Regions from separate parts of the Homo sapiens genome. Here region 1 is linked to region 2. Evidence: chromatin loops called from intact Hi-C (ENCODE). Cell type or tissue: Calu3. All regions are shown on one strand. Each heading gives the region's core, and the rest is flanking DNA. Links, peaks and the distances in the headings are about the cores only.

Evidence for each region. Hi-C counts contacts between places; a loop is a spot of excess contacts. Peaks named below come from ENCODE experiments on the same cell type or tissue, not always from the same donor. Only the 100,000 strongest peaks of a DNase experiment are listed, where the experiment ranks them.
Region 1: a loop joins it to region 2, with 2.5 times the contacts of the local background. A loop is called at or near these places in 6 of 110 quality-filtered maps.

Annotation. Positions count from the first base shown.
Region 1 is chr2:46,065,875-46,081,937 of GRCh38, forward strand. All of the region lies in intron 10 of PRKCE (protein kinase C epsilon), which reads left to right. Among named protein-coding and RNA genes, the nearest start is that of EPAS1, 220 kb to the right of the region's middle. RefSeq lists an enhancer at 1,440-2,639. In Calu3, for the core only: no CTCF peak of the experiment used is centred there; a DNase peak (open chromatin) is centred at 7,757.
Region 2 is chr2:46,221,590-46,237,652 of GRCh38, forward strand. No RefSeq gene overlaps it. Among named protein-coding and RNA genes, the nearest start is that of EPAS1, 68 kb to the right of the region's middle. RefSeq lists enhancers at 7,311-8,295, 8,871-8,960. In Calu3, for the core only: no CTCF peak of the experiment used is centred there; DNase peaks (open chromatin) are centred at 8,112 and 8,702.

The DNA of each region.
Region 1 (16,063 bases), core at 4,255-12,254, 160 kb before region 2:
GGCACGGTCTCTTGGGAAGCTAACCCACTCTTGCCTCTTGCCCATGGGGCCAGGGGAACACTGCTGTTTAATTTGTCTTAAATACCTCTTCTGAGACTGTATTGGTCCCCGACCACCCATTTGCAAAGATCCAGCATCCGTCAAGACTATTTAACAGACGTTCCAAAAAGCTGGATGCTGACAGTCCAACTGTCATTTTAACCTTGGCATCTCCCATGACAGAGTGTGGAGCAGCAGGCTGTGACCTAGAGGAAAGACACAGAAGTGGTGAGGGGTTGCAGGGGCTGTAGCGTGGTGAGATGGCCCTGTACAATATCAGGTGAAGGGGAAGCATTTATAAACTTCCTTTGTTTTGATGTATCTGTTTTTCCCCCTATTTCTGCCTATACACCTACTTGAGCACTGGCTTGGCTAAAGTTACCCCCAAGAAAATGTTGAAGTAATGAGTCACCTACCTCACTTCATTTTTTTGAGACCTCACTTTCTTTCCTTCCTTTCTTTCCCTCCGAATTTATGAATGAAAATAGATAGGTAGAGGTTGAATTGGCTAAGGCTGTCTGTTGCTTTTTGATTTTCCCATCTCCAGGGGAAGAGGGCAGGGAACGATCCACTCCAATTAGGAATCCTAGACTTATATTCATTTAACAACTTTATATTATCCAGAACATTTTGTACAAATACATTGTAGAAATAAGTTATTTCTAGTGCTTGGGGCATAGTCTGTGAACTGATTTGTCTGTATATCTCGTAAATTTTCCATTTAGATGATCAGAGCAGGACAGAAGTTTCTCGCTGTGCTCTTAGGCTACAGGCAACTGTTGTCACTGGCTGACCCTTGGTTATAAGTACGTGGGAACTATGTCCTGGGCTTCACAGACAGGAGGAGAAGAGTTAGTTCTGTGGTGAGCTGTGTCTTTGGGGTGGTGGGAAGTCAACCCCAAAGAATGATTCTTATCATTGCTTCTTTTTTAACTAAGTTGGCAGAGTTTTATCTTCTCCATAGATACGTGGTAAAGGAAACTCATTTGAACCATTTGAACTGGTGGTTAATCTGAGTAATATGGAATATGTTCAAAGTGATGACATTGTATTACTTCTGTGCATGGACAGGAACTAGAACGGCTAATAAAATTGTTGTCAGGTAGAAGTTCTGAAGAGCCTGACATGATAAAAAGATAAGGATCATTTTAACCAGCACATTTGCTAAATAGGTAGTTGTTACTGCTGTGCCAAAAATTTCTTTCTATTCTTAAATTATTTAAAACATTATCTACCTTTGCATTGGCTATTAATTGGCCAAGCAATGCATTCCTTTCTACAGATAAATGTTCAGCCTGGTCCTATACAAGATATCACCATATCCTATTTGAACAAGTGCCAAATGAATGACGTGCATTATATATACTGAGTCTTCATCCATCAAAATAATTTTATTTAAACAGTTTGGATTAATAGGAAAAGAATGGTACTTAAAGTAGTGGTTCAGAGTCACAATAAACAGCCTGAGGTGACATCTGAGAGGCAGTTTTGGCGCTACCTGGAAGGCAGAGGTGACAGGAGTACCTGTTAGCCGAAGGCAGTGAGTTTTATGCTGTGGCCTGGCCTTTGCTCCCTGCAGTCTTTCTCGTCTCTTCCACATGTTTGGTGCGTATTCAGGTTTGGGCCCAGCCTACGTGGTGCAAAATGAAACACCATGTGTAATTTCAAGGGTGGACACATCTTAGAGTTCTGAGCAAAAGAAGAATGAGCACTTTATGTGTTGCAGGAACGCTGCTTGCATCTAGTAGATGCTCACAATGTATCTGCTGAACATTGAATGGCATTCATGAAATTAACGCATAAAACTTCCCGTTAGTTTAAAGCAGAGCCTGGGGGTCTACAGTGGAGGGCTTGCCCATCCTTATCAAGCTAGACAACTTGGTAATAACTACTTAGCTAACTCTCCTAACGCTACAGACCAAGAATATAACGCAAGGTAGGGGTACAGTAAAAGTCATGTGAATCTGGAATGCCGGTATTCCAGGCATTTGTTGTGGGTTTCCTGGCATTAGATTGTTCATGGGTCAGTATTGCAAGAGAATGCACATTTTTTACATCATACTCTCGTTGAAGGCAGGGTTTCCTTACTGGCTTACTGATTATATCACTCGCGAAGGGATTAGTCAGAAGGCAATGGAAACATCTTTCGTTTTCATTGTTCAGAGAGAGACTGGGGGTTTGTCTGCACTTTTACATTATCAGTGGGTAGAATCTCCCTTTGAGATTCTTAACAGAGGGTCATGAATTAGTATAAACCTTAGCTGGTCTGTATCCAGGATGAAAAAAATAATCTATTTTGGTGAGCCACTTGAGTCATAGGCTATCTAACTTACGAGCATGCCTACTCTGTTAGGTCCAGTAAAGGATTCAGAAAGAGACTTCAGGAGCTGCCCTGGGAAACAAGACAATAAAACAGTGTTGAATTAGGTTTTCTAGAGTAATGGTGCTCACCCACCTTGGTAGTTCAGACAATCATAGCAGAGCAGAACCAAAATGATATTAAATATATTAATTGATATATCTAATTAATCAGTCATTATTTATTGGTGTACCATTAGGTGCAAGGTATAATTCCTACTCATGAGGACTGAGAAAGACCAGTTGAAGAAGGGTAGAAAAATAATACCAACTTTAAAAAACTCTCTCTGATGTAACAATATAAGGCAATGGTAGAAGGTTGTCACATACAGAATAAGATCAATCATCAGATGTGTAGTTTAAGGATTGCCGTGAATTCAGAAGCAGAAGAATTCTCCAAGGGCTGTCTTCATTTGCAAAGGCATCACCAATGAGCAGGAGGATAGGAAATGCCTGGCATGTAGACGGGAGAGACTTGGAGCAGTTGCCCAAATGCCTCAGAAGTAACCAAGAGCAAGAAGTGGTTGTGATATTAAAAGAGATCAGCTCAAGTAGGGACTTGTGAGATACCAGATTGAAATTTAGATTACCACCAGACGACAGGAGCTGTGGTCCTTGTGACTCCAAGGGTGATCCCTAGACTAGCAGCATTGCATTACCTGGGAGCCTCTTAGAAATGCAGGATTTCCGGTCCCAACTTAGACCTGCAGAATCAGAATATTTGGGTGTGGAGTCCAGGAATTATGCTATAAAAACTGTCCAGTTGATTCTTCTGCATGCTCAAGTGTGGAAAGCACTGCTGCTTAGAACTGGGGCTTGGTTCCAAATGACAATGGAGATGCTTTGAAGAATCATTGAAGATGCTTTGAAGAGGAGAAGTGGCATGTCTTCTAGTGAGCAGACAGACCAGGGCATTTCAGAGACTTTCTTTTACGTGGTAGCCTCTGCTGTATTCTCACTTACCTGTTGCTCACCACCTGGAAAGTGAAATATCTCCAAATTGCCAGTCACTAACTATTGAAGTTGAAATTACATGACTGTTCTCTGAAGTGGTTTCTGAAGGCTGTCAGTAGGCCTTTTCTGGATTCTGATATGGTATGCGTCTAAAATATGTTTCTGTAAGTAAGGATTTTTTAAAGTATATACTTTGCAAAAAAAAATACTCCAATCAACAATAAGAACAACTATAGGGTACTTAGAGTTTAGAACATAAAAGTCATTCATATGTTTTCTAACCATTTAAAAAATCAGTTTCCTGTATTTTGATTCCATTCATTTATCTAGCACTTATCAGGAAATTCAGGTTTCCATGTTACACAGTTTATATGGGCCCTTATAAATCAGTATACCACTTTGATGGAAAAAATTTCCAAACTAAATCATTGCATAATCATTCATAGCAATAGCATCACTGTTATAATAAAATTAGCACAAATTTTAAAGTCTTGGTAAAAAGATTTTTGAATCTTATTTTAGTTTTTCTTGGCAACTTTGGTGTAACAGTTGGCTATAAGAAGGGCTATAAGATGTTAGGATTGCTATTCCTGCTTTAAATAGTTCCAGATTGGCAATTTTGGGGCAATTCTAGCGGTCACCTATTCCCTTATTTCCTAAGCTGGGAAGAATGGAATTTTCTTAAGGTTGAAATCCTAACCTGAATTTTACTGATAGAACCACAAAGTGGTACCTAGCCGACAGATTCACACATGGTGTTCACTTCTGCTGTTGAGTAGCACGTGGGTCCTGGTGCTAGTGTTTCTTTTCCTGCTCAGAGGACCTCTTCTCTCTTACTGATTTACAGTGACGTCCAGATGGTGGAGTTTGCTACAAAGCAGCCCACTGTATGAAAGACATGACATTGTATTCACCTGGACTCTAGGTTGACTCTAAAGAAGGCAAGGGTCCTTTGGTCACAGGGAGAACTGTTGTGTTCCTTCACGAGGTAGCAGAGACTTTGTGTTCTAGAGACTTGAGACCACCTCTATAAATATAACCAGAGCACAGGCTTCCTGTGTGGACCCTCAATACACATTTTTGAATGTTAGCCTCAAGCACCTTCATTTTTGATGTATAAAAAAATGGCATTTTATGGCTGGGCGCGGTGGCGCATGCCTGTAATCCCAGCACTTGTGGAGGCCAAGGAGGGTGGATCACGAGGTCAGGAGATCAAGACCATCCTGGCCAACATGGTGAAATCCTGTCTCTACTAAAAATACAAAAAATTAGCCAGGTGTGGTGACATGCACCTGTAGTCCCAGCTTTTCAGGAGGCTGAGGCAGGAGAATCGCTTGAACCCTGGAGGTGGAGGTTGCAGTGAGCTGAGATCATGCCACTGCACTCCAGCCTTAGCGACAGAGCAAGACTCCGTCTCAAAAAAAAAACAAAAACAAAAACAAAGGTGGCATTTTATTGACAGCTCTATTGAATGATGGTGAGGGTGACTCCTGGAGTAACAGAAAGAGCCCCTGGCTTTGGGACAGACACGGGGTCAAATTCTGGCTGTGCTACTTACTAGTTCCATGGCCTTGGGCAAGTCAACTCCTCTGAGCCTCTGTATCTTTGTGTCAAATGTGGATGTTAACATTTGCTTTCATAATTCTTGCATCAATGGAAAAGTAGCTTATATTTGACATATAGGAGGTGCTCAATAAATGATAGCCATGATTACTCTTTACTTGTTAATTATGTCCTCTCATTTGCCTTAGATTATCATTTTCTAAGCAAACAAAAAGGCCAAGATGGAGATGGTTTGCTCCAAACAGCTAGGTCTCATCACTGTTCTCTTAAGTAAACCAAATGCGTAGAGATGCCCATGTCCTCATGGCTTTCCTGCACCCAGAAAACCCACACCCTACTCATTTTGACACCTTCCCCCTAAATCTCCACTCTTCTATGGAAACTTCCAAATAATAAAATACCATCGAATAATGTTAACGTATTTCATTGGAGTTTCTCATCTCTCCAAAGAGATTGTAGCCTTTTTGAAGTCCTCTATAAATATGTACTAGTCAGCTGATTTGAAATTTGTTTATCATGGAGCCATAGGCTGCTACTGAATGAAGACTAGTGAATGAAAAATCAGAACTAATATTTTCCTGAGCAATTTTTAAGGGGTAGGCAGCTACAATAAAGACACCTTATTTTAGTTTTCCATGAAGTAGCTACTATTGAATCTCGATTTTACAAATAGGGAAACCAGCATTTCCTTTTGTCCAAGTTCATGCAGCTTGTTCACGCAGCTGAGCTAGGATTTTAACCCAGGCAGTCAGGATTCCAAGGCCAAGTTTGGACCCCTATACCACACCAATGAGAATGAAGGATGAGGAAAGCTATAGGAAACTTTAAAAACGTCCATGGAAGGAGTGCCCAAACAGGGACTGACTACAGTCAAATCATGAACTGTTTCAGTTAGGTTCCCAGGCATTTGTGACATTACCCACTCTGTTTAGATAACGAATTTATGTGTTTAGAGAGACCAGCCTCCTATCTGCATTGTCAGCCATCAGTCTAAATCAAAGCTTCCACCCAGTCCTGAATCTCTCCCTTACTTGGTCTAACCACCTTTCCAAGTATTTAGGAACAAAAGATTTGTGAACAGATTAAACACAGGCTGCTTTTGTTCCACTCCTACAGCTACCTATGCCTGCTTAATGCGGACTACAGGGTGTAGACTGGAGTCTGCGCTCGTGTATTTTAAACACACGCGGGAATTCAGCACCTTCCTCCGACAGCACAACAATGGTTCAACAATTCTTCACAGAAGACCCCGCGCTATTATAGCAAATATTTATAAGTTTATCTCACCACACTGCTCAGTGTTCAGAGTAAATCTGAATGGAAATATGGAGATCAAAGAATTTAATAATTTAAAAAACCCTTTCACGCTTTATCTGTCATCAAATGAAAGTATTAGTGAAGTGGTATGGAAATCCTCTTCAGCGTGCCTTCAGCCACCAGCTGTGCCACTTAAGATTTAAAACAATGTGATCAAGTGTTCAGAATCCATGGGATTGAGTTGTATGTTTACGTTAGTGTATTATTTCCAAGTTTCCAGTTTCCCCCGGATTAGCACATTTTAATTTCGGCTTTATTAAAGCAGTCAGAACATGAAAGGGGATTTAGCAGAGTGGAGATGTCAACCACGCTTTCTTGCCATCATGAAATGGTTTACTTGGTTCTGGGCAGCCATGCATATGAATCCAACAACATGTCTATAAGACTAAAAGTCAGCCAAGTGGGACAAGAAATGCAATTATGGAGTGAAACCACAGCTATCTAAACACGGTCGGGACCTTCAGGTCCTCAATTTGATTTCATATGACCCTACAGTTATGAAAACCCAACACAGCATAGTATCAACTAAACAGTAAATGCTTTAAATGCTAGGCATTCCTGGAGTGGCTCACATAAGCCCAGTATGGTGTTAGGCATTGTAGAGACATGGTCAGATACAGGAGACATGGCCCTGGGAACTCCATGAGATACCTCTTGTAGGAAGCCATGGTTTTGATGGGGGTGCACTTTGTCCATCAGTGTGCTGGGATAGAAGACTAAAAGCCACTGGTCCAAGAAATGACTCTTTAGTTAGATTTACCAACACATGAAATTATCAGAGAAAAATGCAGTAGAATCACCAAATGTTCATGTTAGAAGGCACCCCAGCAGCTGCCTAATCTGCTGGTTCCCAAACCCCACTCATCAGTAGGAAGTACCTGGGGAATTCAAAAATAAATGCACATTCCCAGGGCCCACCCCAGAATCAGAAGCTCTGATAGAGGGGCCTGGAAATCTGGATGCTTTAAAATGCTACCAAGGGGTTCTAAACGTCCACCAGCTCATCTGGTCCAGCCTCTCAGTGAACAAAGAGTATTTCTGTTCACAGCCTTGCAAAAGTGAACATCCAGCCGAGGCCAGCATCCCCCAGGTTGGAAGGAACTCATTGTAGAACAAGGCAGCACGGGTCCGATGTTGCACAGAGGATTGGAGTTACTAGAGGTTTTTCTTCTAGTGTAATCAAAGGAACCTTGCTGTAACTTCTACCCACTGGGCTTAGTTTGACCCTTTGCAGTGACACAGACCAAATCTCCTTCCAATGTGGAAATCCTTCAAATATTTTAAGAGTTTCTCTTCAGTTTGTCCTTTGTCTGATACTTATTTGCCCATTCATTCAGTTCAGACTGCCAGTCTCCTCTAACACTGGATTTACTGGGGCTGGCTGTTGCACTTCCCTCAGCTGCTTCTCGGAGGTCCTGGCTTCTCCTCGCCCTCCTGTTTGCCCTCAGTCAGCGTTCAGTGTAGTGCACAGTGTCTGACACCACACTGACCGTGTGGTCTGACCAGCAGAACCCAACAGGAGCAGCAGGAGCGGTTGCTTCCTGCATTCCAGGCTCTGTCCTGCTTCAACTGAAGACTGTTCTGAGACTAATCAGGGACCCAAACTGATGCAGACAGAAATCTCCGTGGCAGATCAGGAAGGGAAAATGTCAGTGTGGTTGAATTTACCAGGCATGAGTCACGTCCTGGTAAATGAATACATCTGGGGATGGAAGAGAGACACCGTCCTTCCAGTATTCCAAGTGGAGAAATACTGTTTCACTGGATACCTGAGTAACTGCTGCACAGACCACGCTATGCACGTATCATCAGGTCTGCAAGCTGAACAGATGCTCTCACGTGTCATCTCTTAGAGGTAGGATCAGTCCTGGCTGCTATACTCAAGCAGGAAAGGTAAGAGGGGGCAGCTTTTTTTCCCTCTCTTTGTGTAGTGTGAGCAACCTAAATATTTCCATCTAAGCAGGTTATGGTTCCTTCCCACAATTGAAGGGAAATATTGATGTGCCTGTTTATTGGGGGGTCAGCTTCCTGGCCTGATTTGCTTATCTTTAAAACAGTCACAAGAACTTTGCATATTCTTAGGAAAGAAAAGGGTAAGAAAAGAATCATTGTGTCTTGACAGCTGGTTGTAAAGTGAAGGAGTCAGTAAACAGGTTGGTGGTTTTATATACATGAGATTGAAAAAAGTTGCCTTGATTGTTTTTCCCTGAATCGGCTGGTCATTTTAATATCGATGTGGGCATGTTCTAATCCCCTGGTTAGTCAGCGAGATTTCTTTCTAAGTAGAATTAAGCAAGCAAACAAACAAACAAACAACAACAACCAAAAAAAAAAAAAAAAAAAGAAAAACACGGATAGAAAAAACAGCAGCAACAACAACAATAGCAGCAGGAGGAGCCACAATGAAATGGTTCAAGGATTGACCTACCCCAGGACTGCAGGTTTTATTTACTGCAGTATTCAGTACTTGAGCCTCCTGGAAATCAGAACTCCAGCATGACCTCTGTAGGTTTTGCTTTTTCTGTTGGTACAGGAACTGATAAGGTGACTCTTGAGTTTCTGGAATCAGAGTGGCAGCCACGAGGGCTGCGTAGGTTCTGTGTGAGGCCCAGCTCCAGCATCAGTGGTTGGAGACCAGGGAGACGCTTTGAGTTCTTCTTTACTGAGCTGCACGTGCACTGAGCCTGGACAGATGGGGATCTACAAGGGGTGTTTTGAGCACCAGCTGTTAGCCACCTATGTCCTGCCTGGGACACAGGAAGGTGTAAATGTGGGAAACAGGCAGAGTCTCATGCAGTCCCTACACCAGATCGTGGGGAATCGCCTGAGCTCACAAGAAGAGCATTGGTAGAGGGCAAGGCATTATGTGGGCTTTGGCTGGGTTGGGGAAATTGGATTAGAACAAGAATACTTTCATTTCTATGCTCAAAAATCTTTTTCTTTTTCTTGTTTTGAGACGGAGTCTCGCCCTGTCGCCCAGGCTGGAGTGCAGTGGCGTGATCTCGGCTCACTGCAAGCTCCGCCTCCTGGTTTCACGCCGTTCTCCTGCCTGAGCCTCCCGAGTAGCTGGGACTGTAGGCACGCACCACCACGCCCGGCTAACTTTTTGTATTTTTTAGTACAGACAGGGTTTCACCGTATTAGCCAGGATGGTCTTAATCTCCTCGTGATCCGCCCACCTCGGCCTCCCAAAGTGCTGGGATTACAGGCGTGAGCCACCGTGCCCGGCCCGCTCAAAAATCTTATAAGAAATATTTCATAGGTCCTAAACTTCGGCCGCAAACAGCTGGCTACTGGTGGCAACAGGTGCCAGTGAGCAACCTGTTGTTTGATTTCTATTTAAGTTATTTCTTGGCTGGATGTGGTGGCTCACACCTGTAATCCCAGCATTTTGGGAGGCCAAGGTGGGCAGATTGCTTGAGTCTAGGAGTTTGAGACCAGCCTGGGCCTGGGCAACATAACAAAACCCTCTCTCTACAAAAAAATATGAAAAATTAGGCAGGCATGGTCGCATCCACCTGTAGTCCCAGCTACTCAGGAGACTGAGGTGAGAGGACTGCTTGAGCCTGGGAGGCCAAGGCTGCAGTGAGCCAAAATCAAGCCACTGCACTCCAGCCTGGGCAACAGAGTGAGGCCCTGTCTCTAAATAAATAGATAAATTATTGATAGAATCAAAAAGGGATTTGACTAAGGCATCCTCTTGGCCAGAATGGGCAGACTGGAGCGTAAAACTTCTGCAAGATGATCAGGACACAGCATTGGGTAGAGGCCTGAAGCAAAGGTTCCTGAAGCCGTCCAGCTTTTCTGAAGTCCAGGTGAACAGCCAGGGACAGAGGACAGTAGCCAGAAGCCATGCCCCACGAATGGCAATTGATAGAGAAAGCAACCAGTGGGGCGAAACCAGGAGGAAGCCAGCATACTGGAAAGTGATGATTCAGCCTGGACATTGATGCTGGTCATGCAATGGAGGAAAAGAAAGAGTCTCTGCAAAACAGTACCACTGTGCTTTCTATTGGCTGGGTTCCCCTTCTAAAACCCTCCTGATTCTGTCATTTTCAAAGAGGAAACTAACAACACACCATTCCTGCTTAACTTTAGATGCTGCTATTGTTCGTGGCAGGAGATCGCTCTGGTGGTCAGCATTAACGAGATGTAGCCTAGCTGGGGGCTGCTCCATTTGTGCTGTCATATCATGTGATAAAAACTTCTTTTTCCTAAGATGTTGATGACCCCTGGAAAAGGAAAGTGTTCTCTGATCTATTGGACCAAAACTTTTCTTCTTTCCCGTGGCTTTCACACACAGATGGAAGTGAGTGGGACAGGGTGGCGGTAATTTGAGGTCATTCCCTGGGATAAGCAACTCTAATTAGAGGCAGGAAATGTTTATTTGAGTTTTATTGGGTGAGTCAGTTTGGCGCAGCTTTAGGTCACTCTAAACTTGGGGTATCCTGTTTAAGTCAAATAATCATAGTTTTAAGCAACTGGGAACAAATATCAGATATATGTGAATGAAATTTTTACTTTCTCAACCAGCAGACTATAGAGTGGAGTTTTTACCATTTGGCCAACTGTGATTGAATTAAGGCTTTTCTCCAAAAAAAAGGCATCTCCCCTTTTACCAAAAGTGGGATGGACTCTACCCTCTCTGGCTTATAGACAATCATTATAAGAAAGAACCATGTCTACAGGCAATGGAATATTATTTAACCTTAAAAAAAGAAAGAAATTTGGAACAATGTGAATGAAACAGGAGGATATTATGCTAAGTGAAATAACCCAGACACAGAAGGATAAATACTACGTGATACTACTCACCTGATGAATCTAAAATAGTCGAACTCATAGAAGCAGAGAGTAGAATAGGTTGGTGGTTTCCAGAGGCTGGTGGAGGGGGAATCGGGGAGGTGTTCACCAAAAGGCACAAAGTTTCAGTTATGAAGGATGATGATAAGTCCTAGTGATTTGCTGGGCAGCATAGTGCCAATTTCACAATACTGTATTGTATACTTAAACATTTGCTAAGACTGCAGATTTTATGTTTTCTCTCTGTCTCTTTCTCGTGCACACACACACACACACACACGCACGCGCACACCCAAAATAATAATAATAATAATAAAAAGAATGGACAGGAACTTTGGGAGGAGATGGATGTGTTTATGGAATAGATTGTGGTGATGGTTTCATGGGTGTATACTCATCTCCAAGCTTATCAAGTTGTATACATGAAATATGTACAGCTTTCTGTATGTCAACCAGACCTCAAAAAGTAGTTTTAAAAAAAGAAAATAATAAATATACAGCATTGCATTTAGAAAGAAAAGGAAAAAGAAAAGAACTAATCATGTGAAAACCTATTTTATATATTCCATCTTACAACTGGTGTGGATGGAATTGGCCTTTGCTATAGGAGTTTGATTGTGATAACTCTGAATTTGGAGAAAGACCACAAGAAGGTTATTACATACTTGTGTATGGCTTTGAACAATGGGAGTTAGCAGGGGGTGAAGGCCTAGTAGAATAAGGGCTGAAAACATGTGAAAATGACTTTTTAAACATCATTAAGGTGGTTATTTTTGTTATTATTACATAGGAACATTGACATCACTAAAAATAATTATTACTCAGATGAGACTCTTTCATTCTGTATGAATTGACAGGCAAGTCCCCAGTAAGAAAAAAAAATCCTTCTTTCTATTACCCACACTGACCTTCTAGAAATACAGAGTTGGAAGTTCTGGGACACTGACTAGACAAGGCTCTGCCTGTAGTTCACACATAGTCTGTCTACTTTAGAGCTGGAAAGTCCCACTCATCATTATTTACTGTTTTCATTTATTCTAATGATGGTTGTACTTTCTTTGTGGCTTAACATTCAGAAATGGGGAAATAAATTTGATTTGGTGAAGTTCTCCAAAGTGGCTGTATATTTATTGTGTTTCTACCAAGGAAGTGTAGTAGTGAGGAATGAGGATTGCTTGTTTATCTTTTTCAAAGACAATAAAACATTTTGGACAATGGAAATGGGGAAGAGAGAATAACTTCAGGCTGCCTTCTTCCAATCCACCTTGAACTCTGCTTCCAGAAGAGTTTTCCTTAAAATCAACTTGATGCCATTTTACAACTCCAGAAACTTCCAGGGGCCGGACGTGGTGTCTTATACCTGCAATCCCAGCACTATAAGAGGCTGAGGCAGGAGGATCACTTGAGGCCAGGAGTCAGGAGTTCAAAACCAACCCGGGCAACATAGCAAGACTCTTGTCTCTAAAAAAAAAAAAAAAAAAATTAGCTGGACATGGTGGCACATGCGTGTAGTCTCAACTACTCAGAAGGCTGAAGTGGGAGGGTCATTTGAGCCCAGGAGTTCAAGGCTGCAGTGAGCTATGATCATGCCACTGCACTATAGCCTGGGTGACAGAGCAGGACCCTGTCTTGAAAAAAAAAAAAAATAAGATTTTAGGGTTCTTTACTTCCCACCTATGTTCTCAGAAGCACTTTTCTGTCTCCTTCCTACCTATGTCCTGGATCTATGCACTGTTTCCTAAATGACAGTTTTTTTACTGAGCTCACACCTACCTTCCTCATTCCCACATGTGATTTTCGTCTCTGCTTACCTCTGCCCTTCAAGGTTGTGCTTCTAATTTGCCAGGCCTTCTCCTCCTCCCACTCACATTGTTCAAGATTTTACTCAAGTGTAGTCTTTGCCCCAGTTCAGCTTTATCTGAAACAAATTCCTATAGCAGTGGTCAGTTTCACACACCAGTTGTACTATAGAAAATATAGGAGTTTCTGGCCGGGCACGGTCGCTCACGCCTGTAATCCCGGCACTTTGGGAGGCCGAAGCAAGTGGATCACGAGGTCAGGAGATCAAAACCATCCTGGCCAACATGGTGAAACCGCATCTCTACTAAAAATACAAAAATTAGCAAGGTGTGGTGGCGTGTGCCTGTAGTCCCAGCTACCCGGGAGGCTGAGGCAGGAGAATTGCTTGAACCCGAAGGTGGAGACTGCAGTGAGCTGAGATCATGCCACTGCACTCCAGCCTGAGTGACAGAGCAAGACTCTGTCTCAAAAAAAAAAAAAAAAAGAAAATATAGGACTTTCCATAGGACTGTTTTGTGTAATGATCTTCTCTAAGTGATAAAGCCTGGATGAGCGATGATTATTCTCTAGGGGGTGCTAAGATACAATCCAGATGCATAGACTTCACAGTCTGATTGGATACAGGAGAGTTTAGCACATAATTATACAGCATTTTGTGTTGTTTTCCATGATTTCCTGTCTTCAGTTTCTAGCTCTTGAAAAACATAAGCCATGGCTTATATCATCTTCTATATCCCCCAGCCACCTACCCAAAATCTGGGCCCCCAGGAAAGACCTGTTGAATTGATAGGTTAGATGATATAGACATGGAGGGGAGAAGATGTTTCAGAGTGTGAAGTTAGGACCCACAATTTCCTTATATGGTACATTGGAGAAACTGCTCATGCTGTCACCAGCATATCAAGTATGGGCTGTTCCAAGCCTGGTCTTTAGTTGGTCATTTATGTGAAATCGATGTAAGAGCTATAAAATCTTTGCACGTATAAACAGCTGACAGGTGATGGAGAATCTGTGTGTCCAAAGAAACCTAACTGCTGCTAAGGAGAAGCCTCTGGCTATCCGTCACACCTTGAAAGGCAAACAGGGCAGGCCTAGTTTTCTCTTCAAAGACAGGAAAGATTAACGCTCTGGGAAAATGGAGCCCAATGGGAATTTCAAACACACGATGTGGTTCTTCCAGCCAGTAGGTCATTATGAACTATTCTTACCCTAAATGGCCATGACACATAATCTCTTTCCTAATTTTATTATTTTACTTGCTATCACAAGACCGTAACTTTTTAGACATTCAGGTGAGATTAAGGGAGGAGGAGGTGGAATAAGGCTTTTAAAATCTTTGATTACCTCAGAAAACGTATTTGCTTACTTTACCAGGAAGTTGATGTTTTGTTTTGTTTTGTTTTCTACCCATGCCAAGAGGGGATTAATGAGTAGCTGCTGGGTTTGCCAGCTTTCTTTTGATTTCATTTACGTAATTAAGCAGTTCTCAGAATGACTTGAGGTTCTCACCCTGCATCAAAACATGCTTCTCAAATGTGTTAGATTTGGAGGTCAGAAACAATGCAGACTCAGTAGAGTGAGGGGAAATGAAAATTTTACCTTGCTTTAAAACACCCTTAATGTGTAAAAAAAGAGTTGATCGTGCTTTGGGGTCATGAACATGGAGCTTTGTTGAGTAGAAAACAAGTTAAAACTAAAGTTCAAAATGGGCTAAAGTGAGAATAGCTCAAGATGAGGTTTTACAATAGAAATGATGTGGGGAAACCAACTCTGGATTACCTTTGAGTTTCTAGCAATCTGAACCATGTCCATGGTGGGTGTTCAAGAACTCAGGCATTTGACGCAGACATAATAGGAACCCACTATATGCCTGGCTCAGTTCTAGTTGCTGGACTACAGTAAGGAACTAAAGCCACAAAAATTCCTCCTCTCATGGTGCTCCCTGGAGTGAAGGTTGGATGAGCAGATTTTGTTTGAGCACCTCCTCAGGTATGGAGTTTGGAGCTAGTATTGCTTGGGATTGCTAGGAAGAATAAGTGTGTTCCTCAAGGAGCTGAACATCTCACTGGGAAGTGAAGACAACTATCCAAAGAACAAAAGAACCACTCAAGTCCATAACCAAATACTGGGGTGTTGATATAGACAGACCCTCTGAAATGGTGAGAGTGGGCACCCAGCTCCAGGTTCTGCAGACACAGGCTCACGGCAGCAGGCTGGCTTAACTAGCTAACTTAACTAAGCAGTAAGAATTTGCAGTTATGCATACACACACACACACACACACACACACACACATTTTTAGAGGCAGGGTTTCACCGTGTTGCCCAGGCTGGAGCACAGTGGTGCGATCACAACTCACTGAAGCCTTCACCTCCTGGGCTCAAGCAACCCTCCCACCTCAGCCTCCCAAGTAGCTGGAACTACAGGCGTGCACCACGATGCCTGGCTAACTTTTTAATTTTTTTGTATAGACAGGGTCTTGGTATGTTGTTTAGGCCTCAAGCCATCCTGCCACCTCAGCCTCCCAAAGTGCTGGGATCACAGGCATGAGCCACCACACCTGGCCTGCAGATATAAATATTTAGATCACTCTTTGCTTCTTATAGCCCCCTAACCTTTTTTGTTCTTCTATTCACATGGTGTTTGCTTTTAAAAGAGATTATAACAACTTCTCTTTCAGGTTAGTTCAATTCCCTTAAAAAACAGCAAGCCAGAGTTACCAACAGTTCCTGCCCTCATGAAGCACACAGACTACGGCGGGGAGGGGAGAAAGTTATAAATTAATTACACAAATAAAACCTCAGCTGTGCTGAATGCTACAACAGAGAGTGTAGCACGTCACAGGGGGATCTGACCTTGTCAGAGAAGTCAGGGGCAGCTTCCTGGGAGAAAAGATGGTTGTGCTGAGATCTGAAGGGTGAGGAGGGGAGAGAAGAAAACGTTCCAGGCAGAAAGAACAGTGTGAGTAAAGCCCTGGGGCAGAGGGAACAAGCGACAGCTGGAAAGGAGAAGACTGAGAAGATCACACAGACTTTGAAGCATATTAGAGAGTTTTCCGTTTATTCCTAGAGTAACAGGGAGACTTTAATAGAATCAAGCTATAGAGGCTGGGCACGGTGGCTCATGCTTGTAATCCCAGCATTCTGGGAGGCCAAGGTGAGTGGATCACTTGAAGTCAGGAGTTTGAGACCAGCCTGGGCAGCATGGCAAAACCCCATCTCTACTAAAA
Region 2 (16,063 bases), core at 4,036-12,035:
TAAACTAGGTATAGATAGTACATATCTCAAAATAATAAGAGCTATTTATGACAAACCCACAGCCAATATCATACTGAATGGGCAAAAGCTGGAAGCATTCCCTTTGAAAACTGGCACGAGACAGGGATGCCCTCTCTCACCACTCCTATTCAACTTAGTTTTGGAAGTTCTGGCCAGGGCAATCAGGCAGGAGAAAGAAATAAAGGGTATTCAATTAGGAAAAGACGAAGTCAAATTGTCCCTGTTTGCAGATGACATGATTGTATTTTTAGAAAACCCCTTAGTCTCAGCCCAAAATCTCCTTAAGCTGATAAGCAACTTCAGCAAAGTCTCAGGATACAAAATCAATGTGCAAAAATCACAAGCATTCTTATACACCAACAACCAACAAAAGGAGAGCCAAATCATGAGTGAACTCCCATTCACAATTGCTTCAAAGAGAATAAAATACCTAGGAATCCAACTTACAAGGGATGTGAAGGACCTCTTCAAGGAGAACTACAAACCACTGCTCAGGGAAATAAGAAAGGACACAAACAAATGGAAGAACATTCCATGCTCATGGGTAGGAAGAATCAATATCGTGAAAATGGCCATACTGCCCAAGGTAATTTATAGATTCAATGCCCTCCCCATCAAGCTACAAATGACTTTCTTCACAGAATTGGAAAAAACTTTAAAGTTTATATGGAACCAAAAAAGAGCCCACATTGCCAAGACAATCCTAAGCCAAAAGAACAAAGCTGGAGGCATCACACTACCTGACTTCAAACTATACTACAAGGCTACAGTAACCAAAACAGCATGGTACTGGCACCAAAACAGAGATATAGACCAATGGAACAGAACAGAGCCCTCAGAAATAATACCACACATCTACAACCATCTGATCTTTGACAAACCTGACAAAAACAAGCAATGGGGAAAGGATTCCCTATTTAATAAATGGTGCTGGGAAAACTGGCTAGCCATATGTAGAAAGCTGAAACAGGATCCCTTCCTTACACCTTATACAAAAATTAATTCAAGATGGATTAAAGACTTACATGTTAGACCTAAAACCATAAAAACCCTAGAAGAAAACCTAGGCAATACCATTCAGGACATAGGCATGGGCAAGGACTTCATGACTAAAACACAAAAAGCAATGGCAACAAAAGCCAAAATTGACAAATGGATCTGATTAATCTAAAGAGCTTCTGCACAGCAAAAGAAACTACTATCAGAGTGAACAGGCAACATACAAAATGGGAGAAAATTTTTACAATCTACCCATCTGACAAAGGGCTAATATCCAGAATCCACAAAGAACTTAAACAAATTTACAAGAAAAAATCAAACAACTCCACGAAAAAGTAGTGAAGGATATGAACAGACACTTCTCAAAAGAAGACATTTATGCAGCCAATAGGCACATGAAAAAATGCTCATCATCAATGGCCATCAGGGAAATGAAAATCAAAACCACAATGAGATACCATCTCACACCAGTTAGAATGGCGATCATTAAAAAGTCAGGAAACAACAGGTGCTGGAGAGGATGTGGAGAAATAGGAACACTTTTACACTGTCGGAGGGACTGTAAACTAGTTCAACCCTTGTGGAAGACAGTGTGGCGATTCCTCAAGGATCTAGAACTAGAAAATACCATTTGACCCAGCCATCCCATTACTGGGTATATACCCAAAGGATTATAAATCACGTTGCTATAAAGACCATAAAAGTTATGCAATTGTGGTCTCTTTCTCTCTCAAAATGCATAAAGTTTTCAGACTGTGGTTGACCATGGATAAGTTAAACTGCAGAAAGTGAAGGTGTGGATAGGGTTGGGGGAATACTGTGCAAAAAAGGCAACAGGAGGGATCGTTGTGGCGATGGAAGTGTTCTGTATCTTGACCGTATGAATGTCAATATTCTGGTTGTGATATTGTACTATATGTTTGTAAAATGTTACCACTGGGGAAACTATGCAAACGGTATATGGAATCTCTCTGTATTACTTCTTGCAATGCATGTGATTCTACAATTATCTTAAAACAAAATGTTTAATTAAAAAAAAACCCACAAAACTTGACTGTTCCTCAAAACCTTCACTGAGTTAACCACTTCCTCTTTGAAACCACCTTATACCCTATACAACACTGATAATATAGTATTATTGCCCTTCCATGTTCTACTGTAATTAGTCTATCTCCCTTACCAAACTGTGAGCTCCAAGAGGAGGTTTTAAAGGCAAGATATGTTTTGTTCATCTATGTATGCCTAGCATCTAGTAGTGCCTGATACATTGAAGATGTTTTGTAAATGCTTGTTGAATAAAACTGGATGTGACAGACATAAAAAAAAAAGACACATGCACACGTTTATTGCGGCACTATTCACAATAGCAAAGACTTGGAACCAACCCAAATGTCCATCAGTGATAGACTGGATTAAGAAAATGTGGCACATATACACCATGGAATACTATGCAGCCATAAAAAAGGATGAGTTAATGTCCTTTGTAGGGACATGGATGAAGCTGGAAACCATCATTCTCAGCAAACTATCGCAAGGACAGAAAACCAAACACCGCATGTTCTCACTCATAGGTGGGAATTGAACAATGACAACACTTGGACACAGGATGGGGAACATCTCACACCAGGGCCTGTCGTGGGGTGGGGGGAGGGGGGAGGGATAGGAGATATACCTAATGTAAATGGTGAGTTAATGGGTGCAGCACACCAACATGGCACATGTATACATATGTAACAAACCTGCACGTTGTGCACATGTACCCTAGAACTTAAAGTCTAATTTAAAAAAAAGAACAGTGCTTTTCAGAAGAAAGTGATATTCCTCTGCTTTAATTAAAGACATGCATGTTTTCAGTAAAAAAAAAAAAATTGGTTGTTACCTTTTCTTAATATTTTAGTGTTTTTTCTGTGTGTGTGTGTGTGTGTGTGTGTGTGTGTGTGTGTGTGTAGCAAGCAGGTTATTCTGATGCTGACTACTTCATCATGATCTTAAATAGAAGGATTTAAAGATAAAGATGAGGAAACCTCCAGAAAAATTGAATGAAGAGACATTGAGATAATAAATAGGAGTAAAACAATTAGAAAATCAGAGATCTAGTTCAGGAGATCTAACACCCAATAATTAGAGGTTACAGAAAAAGAGTATATATTAATGATCTATTTGGGGTGACAAATTACCTCAAAACTTAGTGGCTTAAAAAATTGTAAACATTTATATCTCTTTCAGTTCCTGTGGCCACGAGTTCAAGAGTGACTCAGCTGAATGGTCTGCCTCAAGGTTTCTCATGAGGTTCAGCTGGATGTTGGCCAGGGCTGCAGTCTTCTTAAGACTGGCTGTAGCTGGAGAATTTGCTCCAAGGCAGCACACTCATGTGACTAGCAGGTTTATGTTCTTTCTCAATTTCTCACTATGTGAATCTCTCCACAGGGTCACTTGAGTATCTTCATGACATGACAGCTAGCTTTTCCCAGAGAGAGTAATCCAAGAGACCAAGAAAAAAGGTGAAAGGTCTTTTATGACTACCCATTGATGTCATCCATTGTCACTTTCACAATATCCTACTGGTCACACAGGTCCTCCCTTTTAATGTTGAAAGGGAGTACACAACAGCATGCATAGCAGGAGGCCAGGATCATTGTAAAGGGGCAAAAATAATCAAAGAAATAATAGAAGAAAATTTCCTATATGAGAAGAGCATGAAGTTTCTACTGCGGTGGATTAAAATAGACTCTACTCCAACGAACAACAGCATGAAATTTCAGAACACTGAAAGTCAAGAGAAAATTTCACAAGATTCTAGGAAGGAAAAAAAGGATGTCACATACCAAATGTTTAGAATCAAAATGGCTTCATAGGAGTGGATGCAGTGGTGTGCCCATGTAGTCCCAACTATTTGGGAGGTTGAAGCAGAGGATCACTTGAGGCTAAGAGTTTGAGGCCAGCCTGGGCAACACAGAAAGAACCCATGTCTAAAAAGAAATAAAGAAAAAAATAGCTACATACTCCTCAAAGGCAACATTGTAAGACATAATATATAATGTCAAATAGAATAAATGAAGACATATCCTAAAGCAATATATTTAAAATTCTGGGAAAAATTACTTTAAACCTATAATTTAATACCCAAGTCAAACTATCAATTAAGTTTTAGTGTAGAATAAAGACACTTTAAGATATGCAAGTTAAAAAAATTATCTCCCACACACCCTTTCTCAGAAACCTTGGGAAAACAGAGGATTCAGGAAACAAGGGATTCAATACAAGGAAGAGGAGAAGGAAATCCCCAGAATGATGAAGAAAGGATTTCCCAAGACAACAGCTATGTGCCAAGTGCAGAGGGCAAACAGAACGGACTTTAAAAGGGCAGAAGATTCAGGAGATTGTTTCAAGGTTAAATTGATAGAACACCTAATGTGTTTAAACACACTGAGAGATTTACACAAGTGGGGAAGAGTTTAAAGTTGAACTACTTCAGATAGTGAACTTAGTGATAAATTCTTCAAAAAGGAAGGCAATGGAAAAATAAGCATTAATTCCAGACAAAACAATAAACTGTGCAGGAAAGGTAACACAACCAAAGTTTACTATATATCTCTGCTGCAACTGGCATTTACAAAGTCATAAAAATGTGAACACAGAATACTGATCTAGTGAAAAATCATAATATAATTATACTGAGAGGGCAGAGGAATGAAAAGTATGCATGTATGTGGTGGTGCAGACCAGGGATTAAAAGACAGCTAAATCTTCATTTTCCATAGTGGGAAATCAATAGGTACTATCTTGAACTGAAAAATCAATAAATAGCAATATAAGCATGTTATTTAGAGATGTGGAATTAAATACCAAATGAATCAACTATAGTTGCTGAAATTGGTTGCCTCTGGGGAGCAGGAATTAATGAAGGGTATGGCAAAATTTGTGCTAATTTTCTTAATAAACCTCATAAAACTGGCCTATTCTTTCAACTATGTTTGTATAAATTTTCATCAAAATAAACCAAAAACAATTAAACTTGAGAAAAATAACGGAAAAGCAGGGAGTAGTCAGTTGTTTTGAACACTGATGAATAATCAAGAAGATAAGAACAGAGAATGGTTCATTAAAGGTGACAAGATGTAGATCATTGGTAACCAGAGGAGTAGTCAGTGTGGAACCCATTGGTAACCGGAGGAGTAGTCGGTGTGGAAACCCCCTTAATATTCAAAGAGAAAAATACGCAAGGGATATAAATAGACATCACAGAAAATAGGTATATAATCATCCGTAGTCACATGAAAAAATACTCCATCTCATTCATAATAAAAGAAATGCCAATTAAAGTGATATGATATTTTGTAACATATTGGCATCAAATAAAAAAATAATGTACTCGTCATTGGTAATGGTGAGGACAGAATGGCAGCCTCATACACAGTATATGAGAGTGTGAATTGGGAAAGACTTCACTGAAGGCTAATTTGGAATATCTATGAAAATGTATAATTCACCTGCTCTTTGAGTAACCCCTCTTCTGGGGTTTTATACTACAGATAAACTCATGGAAGTATGCAGTATGTTTGAAGATACTCAGTGGAAAATAATACAAACGTCTCTCAGTACAGAACTTGCTAAACAAATGATACGTTCTTCCCACAGATTACTAGGTGCATCATTAAGAGTGGCTGTTCTGCACGTGCTCATGTTGAAAAGGGGACAAGATATCTTAATTCAGAAAAAAAAATGTTAATAGTATTTATAGTTATGAGTCTGCATGTGTGACAAATGAAGACAAGTCATTTGTAATGATCTGGCACCTACTGGATGGTCAATAGAAAGTTCTTAGCTACTGTTCCTAATGCAAGCTGTAAAACTAAACAATGATTATGATTCCAAATAAAAATGCATTGGATAATAAAGCTCACTTGGCTGCAGAGGTCATGCACATCGAACTTTACATTTTTCTGTGTGATTTACAACAGTTTTGCTGTTCTCATTGATCAACTTAATCATGATTAAATGTAATAAATTTGAACTTACAAAATAATGTAACAGTCTGCTGTCATATGTTTTGTATGTTTTGCCTATTGGACTTTTTTTTCAGAACAAGCTTTCTTTAAAAGTTATATAATTCTTTGGCTCAAAGAAAAAACCTAGAAAATAATATTCCCCACTGACCTGTACTTTCCTGACCCAGCAAGCCTTCAGCAGATTTGTCTTGGACTAGAATTCAAGACACCTGGGTGCCAGTCCTGGCTCGGCTACTCAGTAGGTGGGTGACCTTGAGCAAACCCTTCGGCCTCTCTTAGTTCTTCTTAGCTGTCGTATGGGATACAGCGCCTTTCCTATCTACCCTGTGGGACTACTGTGAAAAGCAAATGAGGCAACAGGTATATAAATTTGTAATCTGTGAAAGCATGCACATGAAAGAACTTTTATTTTGATAGCTAGAAGTATCCTCTCACAGGTTAAATATTTCTGGTCCTCCCAGCAGAGAGACACGCCTGGGTATTTATTCAGTAGACCTTGAGTGCCTTTCTGGACCAAGCAGGGACTGGTGAGGCAGAATTGAATATGATGCAGTCCCCGTTCTCAAAGAACTCACAGTTTGATAGGAGAGGCAATTACAGTAAAACGTGAGAAATACAATATAATGGTTATAGACAAAGACTGGTGGGACTCACAGGAGTCAAAATGTCTGACTAGAGAAGGCATCACTGACAAGTGACACCTGGATCGAGTCTTCAAGAACATGTGAGAATTTACCAGGCAGAGAATTGATTGATTGCTGGGTGGAACCCAGGCAGTGCCCCAACTGTGGAGCAATTTCTCACCCCTCTTTCTTTATCAAGTCTTACCTCTGCTGTGAGATAGCAGACCATCAGAAACTTGCTCTCAGCTACCTATCCTATTGGAAAATGTTTGAAAAAGATGTTAATGACAGGTTAGGTGTGTGCTTCCCTCCAGAATAGATGCATTTGGGTCCAGAGGGTGAGATGGTTCTCTATACACAGAAATACCAATAATTTTAGCTAAATAGATTTACTTTTAGGGAAAGTACCTAAGTAATTTTTTTTGAACCTCACTCTTTTACTCAAGTTAGAGTGCAGTGCTATGATCACAGCTCACTGCAGCCTTGACCTCCCGGGCTCAGGCAATCCTTGCACCTCAGCCTCCAGAATAGGCGGAACTACAGGTGTGCCACCACACCTGGCTTTTTTTTTTTTTTTTAATAGAGACAGGGTCTCATCATGTTTCCCAGGCTGGTCTCAAACTCCTGGGCTCAAGTGATCCTCCTGCCTAGGCCTCCCAAAGTGCTGGGATTACAAGTGTTAGCCACCATGCCTGGCCAATACCTAAGTAATTTCTATGGCCACCAGCTGGTACCAGATCATTACAAACATTACTTTTCTTCATTATCACAACAACCTTGTTTTTTTCTTATTATAGGTGGCAGAACATAGGACGAGAATCACCACCCAGCCAGTTATACCAGAGCCAGGATTCAAACTCAAGCCATGATCTTGCATATCCATTGACAAACTGGTTCTCATAACCGCCCTGGGAAATGAGCAGGAAAGGAATGTTATCCCCACTTAAGATGGGGAATCCGGGCATGGAAAGCTCTGCTGGGGACTCCCCGCTGGGCTTCCTGACTCCTACCCTGACTGAGGTTGTTACCTTGCAATGGAGGCCAAAGTCCTGACAGGCAGTGGGAAAGATATTTTGGGGTAGGGCTGTCTCCCTGGTGCTTGTCAGATCTCATCTTGTGAAACAATTGGTTCAAGTTCACTGGGCCCGGGTGCGCAGCCTTCCCTGGCTGGAGCTGGGACCCTGCTGTTCTGAAAAGCTATATGGAAGGAGATTTCTTTCCTTCTCTGATTATCCTCACCACTAGGTGGGATGGAAGCTGTCTACCAGAGTCTGCTGCAGGTTAACCCTTCCCCTGCCCTCATTCAAGGACATGACAGGGATGTTCCAGGTAAATGTGCCCCCTTGGCTTGAGACAGCACTTGTGGTAATGGAATAGCTTCCTCTGCTATGGCCTGCTTGTGTTAGTTCACTGAGAATGGACTCCCTGTGGGTTCGTAGAGTGCAACAATTGAAGAGCTTGAATAATGGTTAACCAGGATGAAGTCACATCCGAATATGCGTCATCTCACCACCTCCTTTGCTGCAGTCCGAAAACCCCACTGAGTCTTTGTTCTTTTTCCATCCGTCTGTCTCTCTTGGTATCTGTCTCTCTCTTTCTCATCACCCCTTCAGGGTATTGATGCTTATTGATACTGGATTTTCTTTCTCACTCCAGTTTTTCCTGTCTCTATCCACCTGTCTTTCTCCCTCCAGCTCTCCCTCACTCTCTCTCCCTCCCCTTTTCCTCCCTTCTAGTTCCCCATTTTGCTGGTCTCATTGTAGACCTGCATTCATTTACGATTCATTATTCTTACTGAAGAGATCCTTTGATCTTGTCTGTTAAAAAGTAAGTGAGTTGCACTCTATACACCAAGAAAAAACAAAATCATCTTTATTTAACTTTTTTTCTGGCCATGGGCCTGTGGCTGGGGCAAAAATAGGTCTCCCTGTTTCTGGCACACACACCAGCCTCCCCAAGCTGCAAGCCAGCCCAGTGGGCAGACACAGCTGCGAGGCAGGAATACTGTTACCCAACTCAGGGTGGTGCCAGAGCTCCGAGTGCCCAGGCAGGCCTCCCCGCCAAGGCAGGGATCGCTCTGAGGCCAGAGGAGGCCCAGGGGACAGAGTCAAGGCTCCTGCTCACCTGGCCCTGGGGCTGTGGCTGGTGCTGGTTAGCCACTTCCTCCCCTTCCCCAGCAGGGCAGCAGGAGGGTTCCACTGGAGCCCAGCCCTGTCTCAGCTTGACCCCTATACCTGGTGACATCCCGCAGCCTGGGTCAAGCTGTCAGGTTAGCACGCAGCCCAGTTAAATGCACTGGGCTAACATCTGGACTTAGAGTTATGTAATGTTTTTACCTCATAATATTGTAACCTAGTAGAGGACATTTTATGGAGTCTTTAGAGGTGACCAAACTGAGGCTCATGGAGGTTGAGTTATCCAGTTAGTCAGGGATGAAGCTGGTGCTCAGGACTCTGGAATTCCTTGCCCAGATGTTCCCAAACCAGGTTGCATGGGCTGCTCCCCCAGGCCTGTTTCTTAGGGTAAGTGGTAACAAGCATCCCCATCATCTCCAGTTTGGAGAGCAGCCATGGGGCAGTAGTTTGCTGGGGGGAGGGTGGAGCTTGGACATGTAAGCTGGAGTGTCCCCTGGCATGAGTGTGAGGTCCTCTGCAGGACAGGATGTTGCTGGGGACAGGAAGTAAAGGCGGGTGGGATGGAGGCTGGGGGCTGGGGACCTGCTTTTCCTGAACCACCACATTCAGGCATGGAACTCCCAGGAACCGAATGTTCTGAATTTCAACCTGGCCTTCCAGGTCATAATGAATGTGTATTTGCAAAATTAGAAGGATAGAATGTACTTTACTTAATGATTGTTAACTCAATAATTTTGAAATATTAAGATGTGAATTGGGCTATCACTAGACTTAGGGGCTCTGAGCCTCACAGATATTAGAACTGGGCCTGTGAAGCACCTTTTCACCTGTTGATTGGCTATTTGGTTTCCTCTTATGTGACACACCCCACAGCTGCTGTCCCAATTCCCCTTCAGATCCTCTCCTCTGGGGCCCGGGAGCTCCTCCTGACCACTGTCCTAACCCCAGGCTGGCTCTGCTCTATCCCCTTCTCCATTCTGCTGCCAGAGACATTCCTAAACGGCTCAGAAATTTTCTAAGTATCCCACTAGCCATGAACTAGAACTCCAGCTCCCAGCCTGCCCTTCAAGGCGTTGGTTCCTTATGGAGCTAACTGTAAAGACCAAGTTGCTTTCTGCAGTGAGTTGGGGAGGCCAGGTGAGGATGCACAGGGAAGTCAACCGTGTGGCTAGACCTAGTCAACACTGTGGCTAGGCAAAGGCCAGGAAGCGCCACCAAGAAAGAGCAAGGAGAAGAGCAGGGTCAGGGCTTGTGGAGACTGGGGTACAGATGAGGGGCTCAGAGGTAGGGCCACCCTGTTACCTCCTCAGCTCTGTGCTCTACTCTCACAGAAGGACACACAGCCCTCTGCTGCTCTCTTTGCTTTTTTCCTTCTACTCTCAACACCAGCCAGCTACCTGTCTTTTTCTATGTCTCCACTTACAATCCCCCAGGGGAAGGATCTATTGATCCAATTAGTGCCAATATTCCTTTGGGCCGAATGTTCTTGCCTGGCCGCAAAGGAAAACAGAGGTACCCAGGCTGACCTAATCAACTGAGAGCTAGGAGGTGGGGTCACGTGGTTTCTGAAGCTGGTCTTCTTGTTCTGGGGTGAATGGGCAGGTGTTCCAAGACCTGGCCTACCCCGTTCATCAGCCAGGCTCCAAGGCACCGTCCCCAGAGGTCCAGCTGCTGAGCCCACACAGTCTTTGCTTATGCCATTCCTCTCACCAGGTACACTTAGCTTTCAAGCTCAGATAAGTGCTGCCCCTCCTTCCCTTTCCCTCCCAGGAAGCCTTCCCTAAACCCCTCCAGCTAGAATGAACCCCTCACTCTGGGCCCGTGTTGCTAGTGCTTATAACCTTTTGTTAGCACTGATTTCCTTCTTTCTGTTATTATTATTATTGAGATGTAATCTCCCTCTGTTGCCCAGGCTGGAGTGCAGTGGCTCGATCTCAGCTCACTGCAACCTCCACCTCCCAGGTTCAGGTAATTCTCCTGCTTCAGCCTCCCAAGTAGCTGGGATTACAGGTACCCACCACTACGCCTGACTAATCTTTGAATTTTTAGTAGAGATGGGGTTTCACCGTTTTGGTCGGGCTAGTCTTGAATTCCTGACCTCATGTGATCCACCCGCCTCAGCCTCCTGAAAGTGCTGGGATTACAGGCGTGAACCACTGCACAGGGCCCCTTCTTTCTGTTATTATTGTGAGTTGTTACTGATCTATCTCCTTAATTGGGCTGTAAACATCATGGAAGTGGAGACTATTTTATACATCTTTGTATAGAGAGTCCAAGTGCCTAATACAGAGCCCTGCATAATAGGCTTTCAGTTCAATATTTTGTTAGATAAATGAATAAATGATCTGGAAAAATCAGCACAACAGATGATCCCAAAATTAATTCTCTATTTTCTTAGATGCATCTTTTAAATGTTTTAAACACTAATAACGGATTTTTAAATGCTGGGGGCTCAAATACTGCCCCTCCACCCCCATTTCACCCTGCACCAGCTCCTCCTCAGTCAGGTCTAGGGTCCTGCCTCTGTCCCAGTGGCCACCTGGCTGTGGGGGCAGGGTGGGCCACCCAGGAACCTGTGTGGTCAGGGCTCTGCATGGAGGGTCTGCCAGGGCAGCCTGGGATGTGGCTGGGCTGCTGCTGTGGACTGGGTGGGGTGGGAGGCGTGGACAGCTCCAGCGTGCTCTCCCTCACGTCCTTGAAGTTTGCCCATCCTCTGACTCAGCTCCAGCATCTCAATTCGTGGATGAATGCCCTGGTCCTAGACAGAGAGCCAATTCAGCCCAGCAGGGTTTCTGGAGGGCTCCCAGGAGGGGGAGTCCCGGAACATGGCCCGGGACAGTGAAGTTGGGGTGACGGCCAGTTCACTCCAGCTGCAGCCTAGGACACATTCCTCTCCATTCCCACCCCCACCTCACATTCTGCTGGAGCCCTCCATAGTGCCCAGCTCTACGGGTAAACAGGAGACTCAAATATACCTTGGGGGCTCAGCTGCTAGTGTTCTGCAGCTCCTCTGCCCTGTTCCTCTGTTTCCCTCCATCTGGCTTTGTGTGTGTGCATATGTGTGCTTGTGTGTGTAAGGGTGTACACTCCTGATGGCAGATGAAGCCTCCATTCAGGGTTCCTACAAGCCCCCAGGACTGCCATACACAGAGCTGCAGAGGGAGTTCAGGAGTTCAGCCTCCTATTGAGCTGAAAAAGGCCCCAAAGGCAGGCTTAAACTTTTTTTTTTTTTTTTTTTGAGATGGAGTCTCACTCTGTCACCCAGGCTGGAGTGCAGTGGCACGATCTCAGCGCACTGCAACCTCTGCCTCTCAGGTTCAAGCAATTCTCCTGCCTCAGCCTCCCAAGTAGCTGGAACTACAGGCTCCCACCACCATGCCAGGCTAATTTATTTTTTGTATTTTTAGTAGAGATGGGGTTTCACTATGTTGGCCAGGCTGGTCTTGAACTCCTGACCTTGTGATCTGCCCTCCTTGGCCTCCCAAAGTGCTGGGATTGCAACTTAAATTTTTTTTTTTTTTTTTTTGAGACAGGGTCTCACTCTGTCTCCCAGACTGGAAAGTGCAATCATGGCTTACTGCAGCTTCAACCTCCTGGGCTTAGGTGATCCCCTCACCTCAGCCTCTGAGTAGCTGGGACTACAGGCACACACCATCATGCCCAGATAATTTTTTGTATTTGTTGTAGACACAGGGTTTCACCATGTTGTCCAGGCTGGTTTCAAACTCCTGAACTCAAGTGATCCGCCCACCTCAGCCTCCCAAAGTGGTGGGATTATAGGTGTGTGCCACTACATCTGGCCTATTTTTTCTATATAATTGATATTATATTAAAATGATATCATTTGATAAACATACAATAAAATGTACATGTCAATTGATAATGTTTGACAATTTGGGTGCAACTATCATCCAAGTTATAGAATAGTTCATCTCCCCAAAATGTCCCTCACACCCCTTTCTACTCAACCCTCTCCGTTTTCAATCAGTATCTGATTTTTATATATATTTATATATATATATATACATATATATATGTATACCTAAACCAGTATTAAGGTTTAAAATTTAAAAAAGATCTTCTTCAGACAAGACATCACATACTATGCCACTTAAGTATAGAGACAGCCACATGGTACTCAGTCCTCCTGAAGCTAAGGGGTCCTGACCTCCTCCCACCTTTCTTCCAGGTATCCCTACTCCAGGGCTACACCAGGGACTGCATGACAAGACAGTGGCATTTATAAAAGGTCCAGGGAAAGAGCCCAGGACTTGAAGTCGGAGGCTGGGCAGGGGTCCTGGGTTTGCCCTGTGTGGTTGGGAAAAGGCACTGGATCTTTCCAAGGCTCAGGTTCCTTAGCTATACACTGTGGAGGTGATGGTCACCCCCAGGGATGCTAGGAGGATTAAAGCCCATTTTGCAGCCAACTTTATTCTTCTGTAGATGGAGGCAAGGCATCAATCTATTAATTACATAACACAAATAGCTAACATACACTGAACTCTCTTTGGGTGCCAGGTACTAGGCTACCAACTTCCTTTTAACCCCCAAGTAAGGGAATGGGGACTATTGTTTATCCCCATTCTACAAATGAGAAAATGGGCTCAGAGGAATTAAAAGATTTGCCTCAGTTCAAACAGCACACCATAGAGTTAGTGTTTAACCCTAGGGAGCCACTGCAAACTCATGCTCTTGTGTACTGTACCAGTCTTCCTCCCAGATGAATACGGTAATAGATAAAAATAAACTTTAGGCCGGGCACAGTGGCTCATACCTGTAATCCCAGCACTTTGAGAGGCTAAGGCAGGAGGATGGCTTGAGTCCAGGAGTTCAAGACCAGCCTGGGCAATATAGCAAGACCTTATCTCTACAAAAAATTTAAAAAATTAGCTGAATGTGGTGTTGCATGACTGTGGTCCCAGCTAGTTGGGAGGCTGAGGCAGGAGGATCACTTGGGCCTAGGGGCTCAAGGTTAGAGTGAGACCCTAGATGGCACCACTGCACTCTAGCCTGGGCAACAGAGCAAGACCCCTATCTCAAAGAAAAAAAGAATGAACTATAGCTGACAGCAGTTTGGAAACAACGATGTGCTGTGCATATGCTACTTGTAACTATTTCTACCAAAAGGTTTTGAGACCCAGAGAAGTGGATGACACCCGCAGGTCCCACCCTCTGAGCTGGTCTGTCCTAGTACATTTCAGAATCATGGCTGCTGCCTCCTCTTCTTGGATCCACGGAGTATTGCATCTCAGCTTCTGAGACAGAAAGTCCTTTATATCTAACTTCAGTCTCACCTGCAGTGGCATAGCCAGCACCGAGCTCACTCCTGGCCTTATACAAACTAATGCGCATGGGTGCCAATCAGATTTTGTACCCCAGAATGCTCAGACCTGATAGGGGCTGGTCTCCATAGTGCCCCTCCCAATCCTGAGCTGCCTCATCTGCTCTTCTCAGCTCCCGTGGTGACCGCTGTGTCTGGCTCCTTTGTCTGCGAATTCTCCAGCCACCATAGACTTAGCCCTCATGTCTTTGGGGTATTTCTGCAAGTCTTAGGGAGAAATGGGTATGGGGAGAAAGGAGAGCAGGGAGCAGGGAGAAATGTCCTGCCTTTGAGAGAGAAGGCCTTCTAGCTTGTCACTTGACCTTGGTTGGCCAGGGCCTGTCTTCATCCCCTGCCAATGGAGATAATGAGACCTACCTCCCAGGGTGAACACCTCTGAGCTCAGAGGCTCAGATAATACCAAAATGCGAGAAGGACTTGGCAGAGAAGAAAGACTTGAAATTCAGCCCCAGGGATTGCTTGAAGAACACCACGTAGTGGAGAAGGGCTCTGATTCACCTAAGGGAGCTCAGGGCCAAGGGCCTGGCTTGCTGACCACTGGTCTGGGCTTCTCATGGACACGTGCTGTGCCAAAGCATGAGGCAGAAGGACAGACAACCCACCCCAACCTCAAAACAAAGGGCCCCCTGCCATGCTGTGTGTGGGTTGGTCTGTGGGCCTCTATATCTGCACACTAGTCTGTGCTATAGGGTGCAAGTGGAGGTCTCTCTGTGATTACAGGGGAGGCTATGTTGAACCATGCAGCTCTCTGGGCATCTCTGTGTGTCTGCTGTGTGTCTGTGTGTCCCACTTCATGTCTCATGTGCATCTCTCTGTCTGTGTAGGTTGAAACATCTGTTTTTTATAAAGCAGTCTAAGATTTGTTATCTGTTAAATGGAAATGAGGCATCTTAGTCTCTAAGCATCTGGAAGCATGGTGATTGTTTTGTGAAGTGAGGGTGGGATGTCCACAAAGGCTTCAAAATCATTCCTCAATGCAAAAGTCTTAGCCTGGTATTCAAGGTTCTCTGCAGCCTAACACACACAGGTGTCCCCAGCACAGTTGTGCATTCTTAGTGGGCACAGGCAGGAGAGGCTGCCACTTCCTGGCCGTGTGACTTGAGGCTTGTCATTTCTCCTCTGCCCCTTATTCTGTCAAATGTAAAATGAGCTATGAAAAGTTGATTGCAGAGTGTAAAGTGTGGTGTGTACACAAAGGATGTTTCCTGGAGCCCCTCCTGGACTTTGGGTCCTCTATGCCTTTCCTCCTGTTGCTCCTGTGTCCTCCCTGCTTGAGCACCCTCCCCTGTTTCTCTGAATACTCAGGATCTGCCCAGCTTTGGCACTCAGCTCCCCTCTGCCTGCACTTCTCCTCACCCCACACCCTTCCCCAGGTCCCCTCTGTCCTCATGATTTCATGAGGGTTTCCGTGTGTGTGTGTGTGTGTGTGTGTGTGTGTGCGCGTGTGTGTATCGTGGGTATCTCTGTGTATGCATTTGGGTCTACCCTCTAGATATACCTTCAATTCATTCAGCAAATATTTCTTGAACACCTACCAGACATGGTGCTAACTGCTAGGAATTCAGTGTGAACAGGGCAGATGCAGGGCCATCACTAGCCCATTGGGCATCTGTGCAAATTAGAAACAGGTACCGTTGGGTAGATGCAGATCTGTGGCTGAATGGCTTGATGAGCAAATGATGCTTTTGTGCAGAGAAAAAGAGTGTTTTCCTCCTAGCAGGCACAGCCCCAAATTAAGATGCAAAGCTTGGGAAATAGAGGTGGGGGTGAACTTTATCCTCCGTTCACCCCACCCCGGCTAAGCCAGGCACCTTTGTGCATTGAACAAACATACATCTAAAAAAGCAGCCCAGGAAATCTCTTACCTACCCTTGGCAGGTAGACCTCCAGCTTGGGGTGTGTCTGTGCACCTGTGTGCTGACTGTGTCTATTTCA